Linked DNA regions of Homo sapiens: regions 1, 2 and 4 are each linked to region 3. Evidence: chromatin contacts called from ENCODE Hi-C or POLR2A ChIA-PET data. All regions are on one chromosome and are shown on one strand. Each heading gives the region's core, a stretch centred on a gene start or an enhancer-like site at or near the end of the contact. The rest is flanking DNA. Distances are from core to core; before and after follow the strand shown. Region 1 holds the start of CELSR2 (cadherin EGF LAG seven-pass G-type receptor 2). Region 2 holds the start of HENMT1 (HEN methyltransferase 1). Region 3 holds the start of CLCC1 (chloride channel CLIC like 1). Region 4 holds the start of PRPF38B (pre-mRNA processing factor 38B).

What was found. A loop is a pair of places that touch in the nucleus more often than their neighbours do. ChIA-PET counts read pairs that join two places held with the same protein, here RNA polymerase II (POLR2A). Pooled maps may share reads with other maps.
Region 1: a pooled map shows a loop between it and region 3 (4-fold over the local background). The contact joins the promoter of CELSR2 here to the promoter of CLCC1 in region 3. A Hi-C loop is called at or near these places in 3 of 50 pooled maps. POLR2A ChIA-PET finds 5 or more read pairs at or near these places in 3 of 52 experiments (OCI-LY7, activated CD8-positive, alpha-beta T cell and common myeloid progenitor, CD34-positive).
Region 2: a pooled map shows a loop between it and region 3 (9-fold over the local background). The contact joins the promoter of HENMT1 here to the promoter of CLCC1 in region 3. A Hi-C loop is called at or near these places in 9 of 50 pooled maps. POLR2A ChIA-PET finds 5 or more read pairs at or near these places in 4 of 52 experiments (CD4-positive, alpha-beta T cell, CD8-positive, alpha-beta T cell, activated CD4-positive, alpha-beta memory T cell and 1 more).
Region 4: a map of B cell shows a loop between it and region 3 (27-fold over the local background). The contact joins the promoter of PRPF38B here to the promoter of CLCC1 in region 3. A Hi-C loop is called at or near these places in 8 of 168 maps with a recorded cell type or tissue (B cell, CD4-positive, alpha-beta memory T cell, CD8-positive, alpha-beta T cell and 3 more), 9 of 37 single-sample maps with no recorded cell type and 23 of 50 pooled maps. POLR2A ChIA-PET finds 5 or more read pairs at or near these places in 18 of 52 experiments (CD4-positive, alpha-beta T cell, CD4-positive, alpha-beta memory T cell, CD8-positive, alpha-beta T cell and 13 more).

Annotation. Positions count from the first base shown.
Region 1 is chr1:109,248,125-109,251,460 of GRCh38, reverse strand. It overlaps CELSR2 (cadherin EGF LAG seven-pass G-type receptor 2), which reads right to left and starts at 1,922. Exons shown (of 34, transcript NM_001408.3): 1 at 1-1,922. The coding sequence starts at 1,381. RefSeq lists silencers at 275-465, 1,564-1,663, 1,824-1,883 and an enhancer at 1,885-2,605.
Region 2 is chr1:108,659,163-108,662,396 of GRCh38, reverse strand. HENMT1 (HEN methyltransferase 1) reads left to right here and starts at 1,304. Exons shown (of 8, transcript NM_001102592.2): 1 at 1,304-1,434; 2 at 2,435-2,533. The coding sequence starts at 2,513. RefSeq lists enhancers at 407-995, 996-1,585 and a silencer at 1,171-1,340.
Region 3 is chr1:108,961,976-108,965,121 of GRCh38, reverse strand. CLCC1 (chloride channel CLIC like 1) reads left to right here and starts at 1,638. Exons shown (of 13, transcript NM_001377458.1): 1 at 1,638-1,761; 2 at 2,653-2,813. RefSeq lists silencers at 1,843-2,082, 2,221-2,515 and enhancers at 2,443-2,562, 2,935-3,146.
Region 4 is chr1:108,690,782-108,694,186 of GRCh38, reverse strand. PRPF38B (pre-mRNA processing factor 38B) reads right to left here and starts at 1,877. Exons shown (of 6, transcript NM_018061.4): 1 at 1,320-1,877. The coding sequence starts at 1,595. RefSeq lists enhancers at 415-975, 1,626-1,955, 1,538-2,098, 2,036-2,225.

The DNA of each region.
Region 1 (3,336 bases), core at 673-3,172, 290 kb before region 3:
GGCTCACCACATCCAGAGCTCCAGTCTGGGCATCCAGATAAAACTGTCCCCGAGCATTGCCACTCATGATGCTATAGTGCACCACGGCATTGCTCCCCTTGTCTCGATCCGAGGCTGTGACTCGGAGTACTGGGGCCCCTGGAGTCACATCCTCCCTCACCTGGACCACATAGCGCTTCTCACTAAACTGGGGGGCATTATCATTGTCATCCTCCACAGAAAGGAAAACAGCGGCTGTGGTACTCCGAGGACCCGGGTCCCGACCCTGGTCACTTGCCTCTACCGTCAGCTGGTAGGATTCCACCTCTTCCCGATCCACAGGGCCACGGGTTCGGATCACCCCAGAGCGAGGGTCGATCTCAAAGACTTCAGAGGGGCTGCCCCCAGACCCCTCCAGCAGGCGGTACAGAATATTGGCATTGGGAGGGGCATCACCATCCGTGGCCCTGACAGTGAGCACCTCATAGCCAACCTCCAGGTTCTCCCTGAGGCTCTCCTTGTACTCCTGCTGCTCGAACACAGGGTCATGGTCATTGGTGTCAGTAACCAAGATGGTGAGTGTAGCCAGGGCACTTCGTCGGGGCATGCCGTGGTCCTGCGCCGTGACCCTGAAGACGTGGGTGCTCTTGGTCTCACGATCCAGCTCCTCGGCTGTGGTTACTGCACCAGTGACTGGGTCCAGGGAGAAGAACTGGTTGGAGCGGCTATCAAAGAGGGCATCCATGGTGTACTCCAGTCGACCTGCCTCACCCTCGTCCGGGTCGATGGCCCTCAGGGATGCAACAGGGGTGCCTGCTGGCTGGTTCTCCGGCACTGTGGCCTGGTAGCTGGGGGGCTGGAACTGGGGGGCTGTATTTACATTCCTTTTCCGACGCCCACCCAGGGACTCTTCTGGTGACCTTTCCCCTGCCCTGAGCCCGGGGGCCTGTGCCAGCTTGCAGGACTGGCATCTGAGCCGTGGAGCCTTTAAGCACGGGTGCTCCTCGGGCAGTGTGAGCTTGCCCTGTGGGGAAAGGTGGCCTCCAATGCCCAGGAGGCGACAGCTCCAGGGGCAGCCTTCAGGAGCTGGTGGTAGGGGAATATGGGCCTCGGATTCTGGACACCAAACCCTCAGGCCATCGTGGTGGGGTACCAGGTGGCCAGTCAGCTCAGTGCCCGCATCCCTGCAGCGGCTGGTGTAGAGCCAGAGGTTCGACGCTGAGGATGGACAGAGCCAGCCCATGGGGGCGCAGGCCCCCGAAGAGCCTCGTCCCCTGGACCCCAAGGAACGACAGGGCCCCACTTGGTCTCCCAATAGTGGCGGCGGCAGCAGCAGCAGCAACAGCAGCAGCAGCGGCGGCGGCGGCGTTGGGAGGGGGACGCCGGTGGCCGGGCTCCGCATCTCTCCCAGCTCCCGGCCGGCGGCCGGGTCAACGGCGGCGGCGGCTCCTCCTCCGGCTCCTGCCGGCCCCGCCGCGCCTCATGCCCGGGCCAGGGCGCCAGTCCCCGGGGGCCTCCCGTGCGCCCCGCGGGGCCTGCGTCTGGATGGCTCGGCGGGACCCCGCGCTGCACCCTCCGACGAGCCCGGGCTCCCACTGCCCCCTGAGCCAGACCCGCTCCCGGGTCACCCTGAGCACCGCGGGCTGCCGCCGCGCCTCCACCTGCGCTCCGGGCACTCACCACCTGCGCCCGGGGGCCCCGCGGCGCCCCTGGCCTTGCCGGGCCCCGGGTTCCGGAGCCGGGGTGCCCCCTCCGCCCCTATGGGATCGCCCACCTGCGCCCGCGTAGCCGTGCGCCCCGACCCCGGCCCGGCCCCGGCGGCCCCCGACGGTCCCGCGCCGCCCGCTCGCGCCCCGCGTCCCCGCCGCGGCTGCTGCCTGTCGCCGCGGCCCCGGGCCCAGCCCCGCGCTCCCTCGCCTCCCCGGCGGGCGGGCGAGCTCTGCAGAGTCGCGGCGGCGGCTCATTACCATAGACCTGCTCGCGCCGCGGCCGCCTTAAAGCGGCAACGCCGGCCGCGCTGGAGGAGGTGGGCCCCACCCAGAGCACTCCTCCGCCCAAAGCGCCAGGATTCCCTCCAGCAGGACCCTCCATCCCAATTTCCCCAGGCCGGCCTCGCCAGATGCCCGGTGCGAATTAGCGATCGGAAGCCACACAGCCGATGATAATCATGGTGGAAGTACCCTAAGTATGCCTAGAGGTTTCCAAAACATTTTAAGGGCTCTCAGAGGCCAAGTTTCCAGTTCATTCCAGTCATAAAAGCCCTCGTTGCTGTCCCCTCCCATAGGTCAGACAGAGTTAAAAGGGCCCTGAGCAACACAACAAAGCCTCCAAAATCCCAGAGAAGCACCCACAATGAGTCACCGGGCCCACTCGCTCCCTACCGTCCCCTCCACCCCACCAGCGAGGCTGTTGTCTGACCAGCATGCCCCTTGGGGTCGGGCTGTTGGAAGAATGACCCCAGCCTCATGTTGGACACCACTTGGGCTTTTCCAGGGAAGTAAATTAGAAGGGTCAGAGTGGGTGGAAGCCAGGTGGTGCAAACACACTGTCACCAGATTCGGAGGCCGGCTGCGGTGGAGCCTAGCTTTAACACAGGCTTCCTGGATTCTAGACAAGGGGCTTACACTGCCCCCTGAGGTCCTGTCTAGAGAGGCGGCCTCTCATCCCCTCCTGCCTCCCTGTCCATGTCCTGCGGCTACCCCCTCCTTCCGCCACAGTTTTGTGACCAGCGAGGAGGCCTACCTGGTACCCGGGCTCCTGACCCTCTCCAAGGCAGCTTCATTTGAGAGGGTGTGCAGGATTCCAGGGGTTCTCCAAGAGGACCAGACATGAAGCTGGACCACACGGAGAGCCAGGCAGGAGCCGTGCAGGCGACCCAGAAAAGGCTTCCCTACATCCTGGAGCAGCCAGGGGCCCAGTCAGGTAGTCCCTGGGGGGATGCCCTGGCCTGGGGGGATGCCTGGGCCTGGGTCCCAGCCTCCAACACCACAGCTATGTGACCTTGCTCAAATTCTGTGCCTCAATGTCCCTTTTTGTAAAATGAGGGGATTGAATAAGGTGAATGGTTCTCAAATGTTTATTTAGCAGTAGAATTCTTTTCTTCAAAAGAAATCTGAAGTGGAAGGCCAGAATATAGAACAGATGAGTAGTGCTGCTGGGTTGAAGTGAGGGGGTCAGGGCCTTGCCCCTCTCCACCACTCCCCCAACCAAGAAATCCCTGGGCTGCTCTGTGCAACTTGAGGGTCTGGAGGAACCCATCTGAAAAGCACTGGATCAGGTGCTCCCTTCTACCACTGCCCCCGGTCACAGTGGTGCCACTCTCACTGGGTCACAGCAGAGGATCCCCCAGCCCCAGGC
Region 2 (3,234 bases), core at 55-2,554, 300 kb after region 3:
GGAGTGCAGTGGTGCAATCATAGCTCACTGCAGGCTCAGATTCCTGGGGTCAAGTGATCCTCCGGCCTCAGCCTCCCAAACAGTTGGGACCACAGGCAGGCACCACCATGCCCAGCTAATTTCTTTTTTTTTTTGGTAGAGACGGGGTCTCACACTCCGGGGCTCAAGTGATCCCCCAAAGTGCTGGGATTACAGGCGGAAGCCACGGTGCCGGGCCTTATGATTGAATTTTTGAAGCTTATTGTTAGTTATGTACTTCTTTACCTATGACACTAGACTCCCCAAAATGCCAAAAACAAGATTGGTGTAATTTATCATTGTGGTACCCTTAAGCTGTCAGCATAGTGCTTTGCATACAGCAGGCGTTAAATGTTTGAAAATACAGTTCCAATATATCATTTGTGGCATATTAATAGGCTATTAATTCAGTAGCAAAAACACCAGCTTTTGCATCTTTCAAAATATAAGTCAATCTTTTTTCCCTAAAGAAGGCAGCTTCGTCCCTCCCCTCACCCCCCTAATACTCTTCCATCATATACAGGAAAGAAAGTACTTATATATATTAAGTGGAGTCTCCAGAGGGAAGGATGGCAGGATACAATAACTTTTCCAAGAGATCAACAGTTCTATCCACAACACTCGGGGAAAACTATTTCGGGGGTCGGGTGGCGGTGGAGAGGGGGCGTTGGGAGCGGAAAGAACGTTTTTCTGAACGCAGGTGTCACTGGGCCAACTTCACCCAGCCTACATTCCTTTAAGGCCCCCGTGGACTGCTCTGGGATGAAAGCGGAGGCTGACTGGGACTCCAGCCGCCGGCCGCCTCGCGTGGAGCCTTGCTGCTCCTCTTGCCGCCTTCCGCTGGCCAGGACCGTTTTTAGGCCTTTGCCACGCCTCGGGAGCGCCACGAACTCAACAGCCGCCCAAGCCGCCTTCCGGCTCGCGGTCTGCGGACGCGCTCGGAGTTGGGGGCCTTCGCCAACAGCTGCCGTACCGTGCCGCGTCGCAGCCGCACGCTAGCGGGGTCAACGGCGCGGCAGGCGCAGGGGTCCTCGCCAAGGTTCGGAAGAGGACCTTGAAAATGGCTTCTGGGCATGCGCCACAGCGGCCGTTACGAGACGCAAAACCGACGCCTTGGAACTGAGAGCCTAGAGGGACGGAGCTCGGCGCACCATGAGGCTCCCGGGGCCCAAGGCCGACCGTGAGAGCGCACGAGGTTGGCGAGCCCCGCGGGGAGGCCGAGGCGCGGGTGCGGGCGCCGGCGTAGCCGCGGCGGTAGCGTCACGCAGCGAGGCCGTGCGTGCGCGGGCGTCAGGGCGGCGCTGAGTTGAGGACGCTGGCGGCTCCGCGACGAGCTTTGTTTTTTCGGTTGGGCATGCTGCTTACCGCAGGATGATGGAAGCGACGGCCCGTACAAAGACAGAAGCGTTGGTTTCAGTGAGCAGGGTTTCTTTTTCTTTTTCTTTTTTTTTTTTTGAGACGGAGTCTCGCTCTGTCGCCCAGGCTGGAGTGCAGTGGCGGGATCTCGGCTCACTGCAAGCTCCGCCTCCCGGGTTCATGCCATTCTCCTGCCTCAGCCTCCCAAGTAGCTGGGACTACAGGCGCCCGCCACTACGCCCGGCTAATTTTTTGTATTTTTAGTAGAGACGGGGTTTCACCGTTTTAGCCGGGATGGTCTCGATCTCCTGACCTCGTGATCCGCCCGCCTCGGCCTCCCAAAGTGCTGGGATTACAGGCGTGAGCCACCGCGCCCGGCCAGGGTTTCTTAATACAAGTTGGTGACTAACATGTTGCCTAGATTCCAGATTAAAGTCTAGTTGTTGGAGACACATGTGCAATAGAGAACTAAAATTTAAATTCAAGTTCGTGAGTGAATTGAATAGATGTTGGAGCATCTCTAGTTTATCAAGGACACTTTTTTTCCCCCTCGAAATTTCATTTTGACGATGTGTGGAAAAATTTTTGAAAAAATTTGAAGTTGAGGGTCTTAGCAATGAAATGGGCAGAACTCCTAAGATTGCTCCGTTTGTATCTAGTTGAACTATTCATGATAGTAAAGGGAAAGGATGGCTGTTTTCGCTCTTAGTAGGGTTTGACGTAGTGAAAAGTTACGCTTTCTGAGCCTGTTTGCGAATGTCTGAAAAAATACTGGATACATTCTGTGGATTAAATGGTAGTCCACATTTAATCCACAGATTGGCTATTGTGAATAATGCTATGAACTTCGGTGTATAAATATCTGTTCGAGTCCTGCTTTCGTGTTTTTTTTTTTTTTTTTGAGTACTCAGAGGTGAATTCATTATTTACTTTTAAGCGTTCTATTTAAATTATATACTGTAGTAAGGAGTAAGAAAGAGGCTTTCGTTCTTCCCTTCTGAACTAGGCAGCTATTTCTTTCAGGTATCGCTTTACAAAAACGGTTTTGTATTTATTACAGCTGAGTCAGTGCTGATTCTCTCAAATAGAGCTTGAAGGATAAATCTTCATTTTTGTTTCAACAAAACTTCGAAACAAAATGGAAGAAAATAATCTACAGGTAATGCCACCCTTCTTAGCTGCGTCTTTGACTCTTAAGAATTATCACCTGGATGTATTGTGAGATAATTGCAAACAAAATTGATCACATTTAGGTCCTAGCATTTCCCGGGGTGTTGGTTGAGGTAAACAAGGGTATACATAGATGAAAGAGTCACATTTGGTGTATGTAAGTAAAATAAATGTTTTTACTTTTATCACTAGGTGTTAAAGTAGCAAAATCTATTTTAAAAACACTCTAAGTAGTGTTCCCCAATGTGGTTGTGTATATGGATCACCTGGGGATTTTGTTAAGTTGCAGATTCTGTTTAAGGAGGTCTAGGGTGAGGCCCAAGCTTTTGTGTTTCTAAAGTTTCTAGGTGAAGATGCCACTGGTTTGGAAACCACATTGGGAGTACCTAGGGTGTAGCTCCCTGCTGTCCAGTAGCTACACATGGCAAGTGGGCACTTGAAATGTGGCTAGTGGAATTGAGGAACCGAACTTTAATTTTTTTTTTTTTTAAGACAGGGTCTTGCTCTGTTGCCCAGGCTGGAATGCACTTGCCCAGTCACGGTTAACTGCAACGCTGACCACCTGGGCTCATAACTTCATTTTTAATTTTAAGTTTAAAATTGGATATTTGATTACATTATTGGAAAAAAGTATGTTTGGAATAACTTGGGTATGTGCATGTATATTTTAAATGTAAAGTTTTTAAATCC
Region 3 (3,146 bases), core at 389-2,888:
GGAGGGAATGTAAAATGTTGCAGCCACTATGGAAAAGAGAATGGCAGTTCCGCCGGGCGCAGTGGCTCATGCGTGTAATCCCAGCACTTTGGCAGGTCGAGGTGGGTGGATAACGAGGTCAGGAGTTCGAGACCAGCCTGGTCAACATAGTGAAACCCCATCTCTACTAAAAATACAAAAATTAGCCAGGCATGGTGGCAAACGCCTGTAGTCACAGCTACTCAAGAGGCTGAGGCAGGAGAATCGCTTGAACCCGGGAGGCAGAGGTTGTGGTGAGCCGAGATCGTACCACTGCACTCCAGCCTGGGCAACAAGAGTGAAACTCCATCTCAAAAAAAAAAAAAGTACGGCAGATCCTCAAAAAATTAAAAATAGAATTACTACATAATCCAGCAATTCCACTTGTGTATATATATTCAGGAGTTGAAAGCAACAGATATTTGAACATCTGTGTGTATACCCAAAAGGGTTAAAAAACAGATATTTGTATATCCATGTTTACAGTATTATTTCACAGTAGCCAAAAGTGGAAACAACCTGTTATCCATTAACAGATGACTGAATGAACTGGTATATACATAAAATGGAATACTATTCAGCCTTAAAAGAAATTCTGACACGTTACCACATGGATGAACCTTGAGGACATTATGGTAAGTGAAATCAGTTACAAAAAGACAAATGCTGTATGAGTCCTTATATGAAATACCTAGAGTAGTCAAATTCATAAAGACAGAAAGAATGGTAGTCGCTGGGAAGGAGGGAGGGGAAGAATGAGGCGTTACCACTTACTGGGTACAGAGTTTCAGTTTTGCAAGATGAGTGCTGGAGATGGATGGTGGTAATGGTTGCATAACAATGTGAATGTATCTAATACCACTGAATTGTACCTTTAAAAATGGTTAAGATAGTAAATTTTACCATCTTCACAGTTTCCCGAGATTGCAAGGCCAGCAGTTAAAGACAAAAACAAAACTACTTCCAACTGCCCTACAGTGTGCAGACCTTTCCCTTGTCCTGCCCTGAGTAGAACTACAGTTGTCATTCGTGATCCTCCCTTTAAAAAATTATGCTTGTGGCTAGGCGCGGTGGCTTACACCTGTAATCCCAGCATTTTGGGAGGCCGAGGCGGGCGGATCACCTGAGGTCAGGAGTTCGAGACCAGCCTAGCCAACATGGTGAAACCCTGTCTCTGCTAAAAATACACATTAGCTGGATGTGGTGGTGCGCGCTTGTAGTCCCAGCTGCTCGGGAGGCTGAGAGAGGAGAATTGCTTGAACCCGGGAGGCAGAGGTTGCAGTGAGCCGAGCCGAGATCGCGCCACTGCACTCCAGCCTGGGCAACACTGTGAGACTCTGCCTCAAAAAAAAAAAAATCATGCTTGCGTTTCATGGCGAATGTTACACATTCAAACTTATCAAATATATTAATAGTAAGAAAATAGGTTTCCTATCCGTTGTATATATTTGAGTTCCAGGCGAGATTTCCTTCGCAGAAAGAGTTCCGCAGATGAAAAGTAAAAGAAAATCCGCGGCGAAAATAACCCGCGCGCAGAGGCCGGTCCCGCTACTAGCCCCGCCCAATCAACGAGGCCAATCAGCGGCCCGCAACGGGGGAGGGACACGCAGCCGTCAGCCGAACAATTCGATGACGAGGCCCAGGAAGCACGCTGAAACCCTGGGCGGCGGCAAGCTGTGCGACCTCTTCTGCGGCCGGCCTGGGCAGGTGTCTTCCTCGAGAGGCAGGCAGGGGATCCCGGACGTGAGTCCGTGCAGTTGGGTGTGTTGTGCGGCGGGTGGGGCGGGTTACCCGCCGTTACGCCCTGGCGGGTCCAGCGGACTCGCGGCGCAGACGCTGGGGAGGCCGCAGGCGCGACCCGGGGCGGGGACCGTGCTAGCTGCGTGCGTCCGCTGCGGCCTGTGGGTGCCCCGGGCTCCTACCTCAGCTCCCGCGCCGGCGGCTGCCTGTCCGCCGCGGTTGCGCGCGTTCCGGGGAGGTGCTTGGCCCAGAGAGCGGCCTACGGAGAAGGCACAGCGAGGGCAAAGCGAGACCTGAGCGCACGTTGAATTCTGTTGGCTTTGGTTATCTCTGAAAACTTTAAGCATAATTTGAATAAATGCTGTCAGCAGAATAGCTCGGATTTAGTTGTAGTTAATTTTCTAAAACTTCAAATCTGTGAATTAACACAGTTAACAACAACAACAAAAACGGACACAAAACAACCTCCAAAATGGATTTTTTTTTTTTTTTTGAGACGGAGTCTTGCTGTGTCACCCAGGCTGGAGTGCGGTGGTGCTATCTCCGCTCACGGCAACCTCCGCCTTCCGGGTTCCAGCGATTCTCCTGCCTCAGCCACCTGAGTAGATGGGACCACAGGTGCGCGCCACCAGGCCCGGCTAATTTGTAAATTTTATTTGTAGAGAAGGGGTCTCCCTGTGTTGTCCAGGCTTGTCTCTGACTCCTGGGCTCAAAGGATCTTCCCATCTTGGCCTCCCAAAGTGCTGGGATTACAAGCGTGAGCCATTGCGCCTGGCTCCAAATCTGATTTGAGTGTAAAAAGTTAGACACACCATAAGCTGTAGGTTTATTACTGGGTGGTGAAAAACAATTCAGGTTTTCTTTATAATAGTGATTATGAAGTGTTCTTCCCAGACTAGCTTTATCGTCATCTGGGAAATTGTTAAAAATGCAAATTCGCAAGTTTGAGAGCCATGGTTCCAAGAAACTGCATAAGCATACGAAATAAGTTGCAGCCTCCCGACTTATACCCTGGTACTTCTAGTCTAAAACAGGATTTGACTCTACTAATCCAGGTTAGTCTTGCCTTTCCCATTACTCATGTGCTTTCGTTGAAACCAAAGACTTTTTCTTTTGTGCCCATTTCTACTCACTGCCTGGCCGTCTGCACGACGATCTGTGTTTCCTGGTAGTTCTCCAGTCTAGTAGCTACTATAAACTACTCTCCCTATTTCCCGCTCTGTGGAGATGTCGTTCCAACAGGTCCTCTCCACTCTAAGACCCTATCCTCTCAGAGAAGCCCCTGAGAGCCATTAGTACTTTTGCCCTGGAGAGGCAGTTTAGGTAGAGCCAGTCTGGGTTCTACCACTTACTAGCTTGGTGGTCTTAGGCAAGTTACTTTGTGTGAT
Region 4 (3,405 bases), core at 628-3,127, 270 kb after region 3:
AAAAAACTAATTCATAGAATTACAATCAGACCTACTCTCGTAAGAGGATTCCAAATTTATTTGTGTACTTTATCAACCCAAAGTTGAACTGTATTCAAGAGATGTTTTCTATAAAAAGCAACTAATCTCTCAAAATCCTTCAATAACCTAATTACTCAACTGGGGGAAAAGGTGGGCAAGACAAAAGAGAATGTCCTTTTGTTACCATCTCTACACATACGTTCAAATGATAGAAAACACTTTGTGCGGTCTGTCAAGTTTTTAAGAGTGAATATAGACAAAAATGGATTGTGTATTAGATGCTCCGGATAAAATTTTTAAAGACCACTAAGGCTATTATTAATATTCTTTAAAATAGAAATTAACTTTCGGAGGCCTGGAAGGTATTTTTTATACTACATAATTTGCAGGGAAGTGGAAAAAGCCTACCTAATTGGTGAAGGACCAAAAGCAATGGCCAAAAAAACCCACAAAAATCTAATTAGTCGTTCATTTAACCAGGGAAATGCATTTATGGCGATTGAGCATGATTAATAGTGCATACCTCTACCTGCGACCCTGGGCTGCTCCGAGCCTCGCTGCAAGACTGAGTCAATCCTGCTAACGAAACAAGAACTGAGACAAGAGTGCAGTGAGGAGGCGCCAGGTGAGCTCCCCAGCACAGCCAAGCCAGCACCGACCCTGCCGCAGAAGCCCAGGGCCCAGATAATTCTAAATTAGCCCAATGCACAGGTGGCTGAGACCTCTTACTCCTGACTTCCTGCTGGGAAAATTTCCAGGCCTTCTGTACACCTCTTGAAATGGCACCTCTCCACCCTCATCCCCCCACCCCACCCGACACACACGCACTGACCATTTCCCTGCCTGGATCGGATAGTGAGTACCAACAACACGAGGCCAATACTGAAGTCATTACACGCCCTGGCCAGGGGTGAGCGGGAGAAGCACCAACAAGTTGGCGCTCAGCAGATCCACGTCAAAAGGAATAATTTTAAAGCTGTAAACTGGAAAGGCTTCTGTTACTCTTTCCTCCTCTCCCCCATCCCTCTTGCCCAACTCCCCCCAGGGGTGGGCAGGAGGTTGGGGGAGGAGAGAGATCAATAGTGGCGGGCTCTCCCGGCCCTAAAAATCTAAAATGGAAACGAGAGGGCGGCCCCAGTCCGACCCCTCCCAGACACACTACAGGCCGCAGCCACCCCTCCGCCGAACCACCTTCCCCCACCCACAAATCTTCAGATTTCGGGGGCCGCCTTCGCCCGTTTCCTCCATACCCCCTCTTCCGAACTTACCCCCAAAGCCAAGGCCTACACACTTCGTACCTTAAAGTAGATCTCGTCCACCACCTCGTGGTAGGTCTTGAGCTCGTAGAGCTGTACTTTGAAGTAAGGCGACGACAGGATGTTGGTCAGGATCATGGGGTTGAGGTTCATGGTCTTCTCGTTGCCCCAGAGCGGGAGCACATTGCCCTGCTTGCCGGAGACCGCCGGCTTGGTAGCGCCGCCGCCGCCGCACTGCTGCTGTTGCTGAGCCGCAGCTGCAGCCGCCTGGTGCTGCGGCTGCGAGTTGCCTGTCAGCGCGGGGCTGTTGTTAGCCATGTTGCGGCGGAAGGAAGGAGGGAGGGAAGGAGGGGGGGGAGGGGGCCAAGCTCGATCTCGCTCTTCGGGACAACGGTCTGGGACCCTACTCCATCGAACGTCGTCGGGAGAAGGGGCCGCCTCGCTGTGCCCCAGCTGGGCAAGAGAGGGCACCCGACGCCGACAAAATGACCCCGGGCCAAGAGCAGACAGCGAAACCCAGACCGCGAGAACTCCACGCAGAAGGCGAGCCGGCAGCCAGGGAGCTCGATCTCTTCCGCCAACTGCCCCTGGGAACAAGATGGCGGGCCCGGCGGATATGACGCCACGCACCCCAGCGTTCCAAGCTGAGCTGGCGGCCAATCAGAGACGCTCAGTTGGGCTGGAGCGTCCTCTTCCTAGGTCCCCGCGTTCTCTGCACGCTGAAGTCGCTGCAGTGACCTCCGTACCTGACTCTTAGGGGATTTCTCCTGAGAATTTGGGGGCCGGGGGAGAGGGTTGTAGGCCTAATCCGTTGTTGTTGTATTTTGACTGGGGGCTTGATTTCTTTTGTCGGGAGCTGAGCCAGGAAGGGTTCGCATGGCTGCGGTGTGCTTGCTAATATCGTCACTCTGACTTCTGCAGAGTATCCGAGAGGGGTCTCCTGGGATCTCAGTTTTAAGGTTCTCTGGAAGGTACAATGGTCAGGGACCCCACTCCTCCAGGAGATTCTGATCAAAGGTCACGTACTTCGCCAGCCTCTAGTGTCCAGCCAGAAGTCTTAAATTTATTCATCCGTAAGATTGAGATAACATCTGGCTGGGCTGTTGTGAGCATTGAAAGAGCTAATGTACTTGTAGTGCCTAGTAGACTGTTCCAGGCATCTGGTAGGCGCCTTTTCTTTTTCTCCCTGCTCCAGATCTTTGGATTCTAGGAATGTATCCGGAGTGATAAACATTGGGCGAGATACTGTATATTGGGAGTGGGTGTGTGAATGTGTGGGGAGTTTGAATGTGGCAATCTTGACTTCAGTGGCGCATACACAGGAGGAGAAAAGGATAAGATGGAAACTTTGGGGAAAATCCACATCTGGATGAAAATAAACCAGAAGAGGAGAGAGAGAGAGCGAAGACCAGCAGAAAAGTATTTAAACCAAGAGACAGTTGTTTGACAGAATACAAGGAAATAGAAAAGATAAGTGAATGGAGTGATTGATTAGTGTTTGGAGCTGTACGGTACGAAAGTGGATATCCTGTCTGGTTCCTTTGTTTTAGGTTGCAAGAGAACTAGAACCCTGAGAGGAGAAGCAGTTTTCACCTTCTTACTAGCAAATCTTGTTTTTCTCTATAGTGGTTTTTATTAACTTCCAAAGGAAAACTGAAGATCCTAACCCCTGTGTCATGAGTTATCACGTTAAAAGTCCATAGAAAAAATTTTTTTTAACCCAGTTCTTTTTGTGTATATATTTTTTGCCTTGATAATACTAGTTTATTGAGTTTGCCGAGTGACACATTGCCAAATCTTATGCCCTATTTTTAATTCCTCAGATACATGATCTTTCTGTATAGTCTTAGACAGTCTTTACCCCTAGTCTGTTTGGATGAAGAGCTTGGTAGAGAGGTTGAGTTTGATATCTAAGTGTCAGCGGCATCAAACTCGGAGCCAGGTATTATGATAAAGTGCTTTAACATATTCAGTGAATCCCTACAACAGGCTGAAGATGTTATTTTTATCCCCATTTTTTAGAAAACTTTATTCAGTTATAATTGAAGACCTCTACGCTGCACATATATAAAGCCGTAAGTTTGGTTTGATCAGTTTTGACATATATGTATACCCATTAAACCACTAC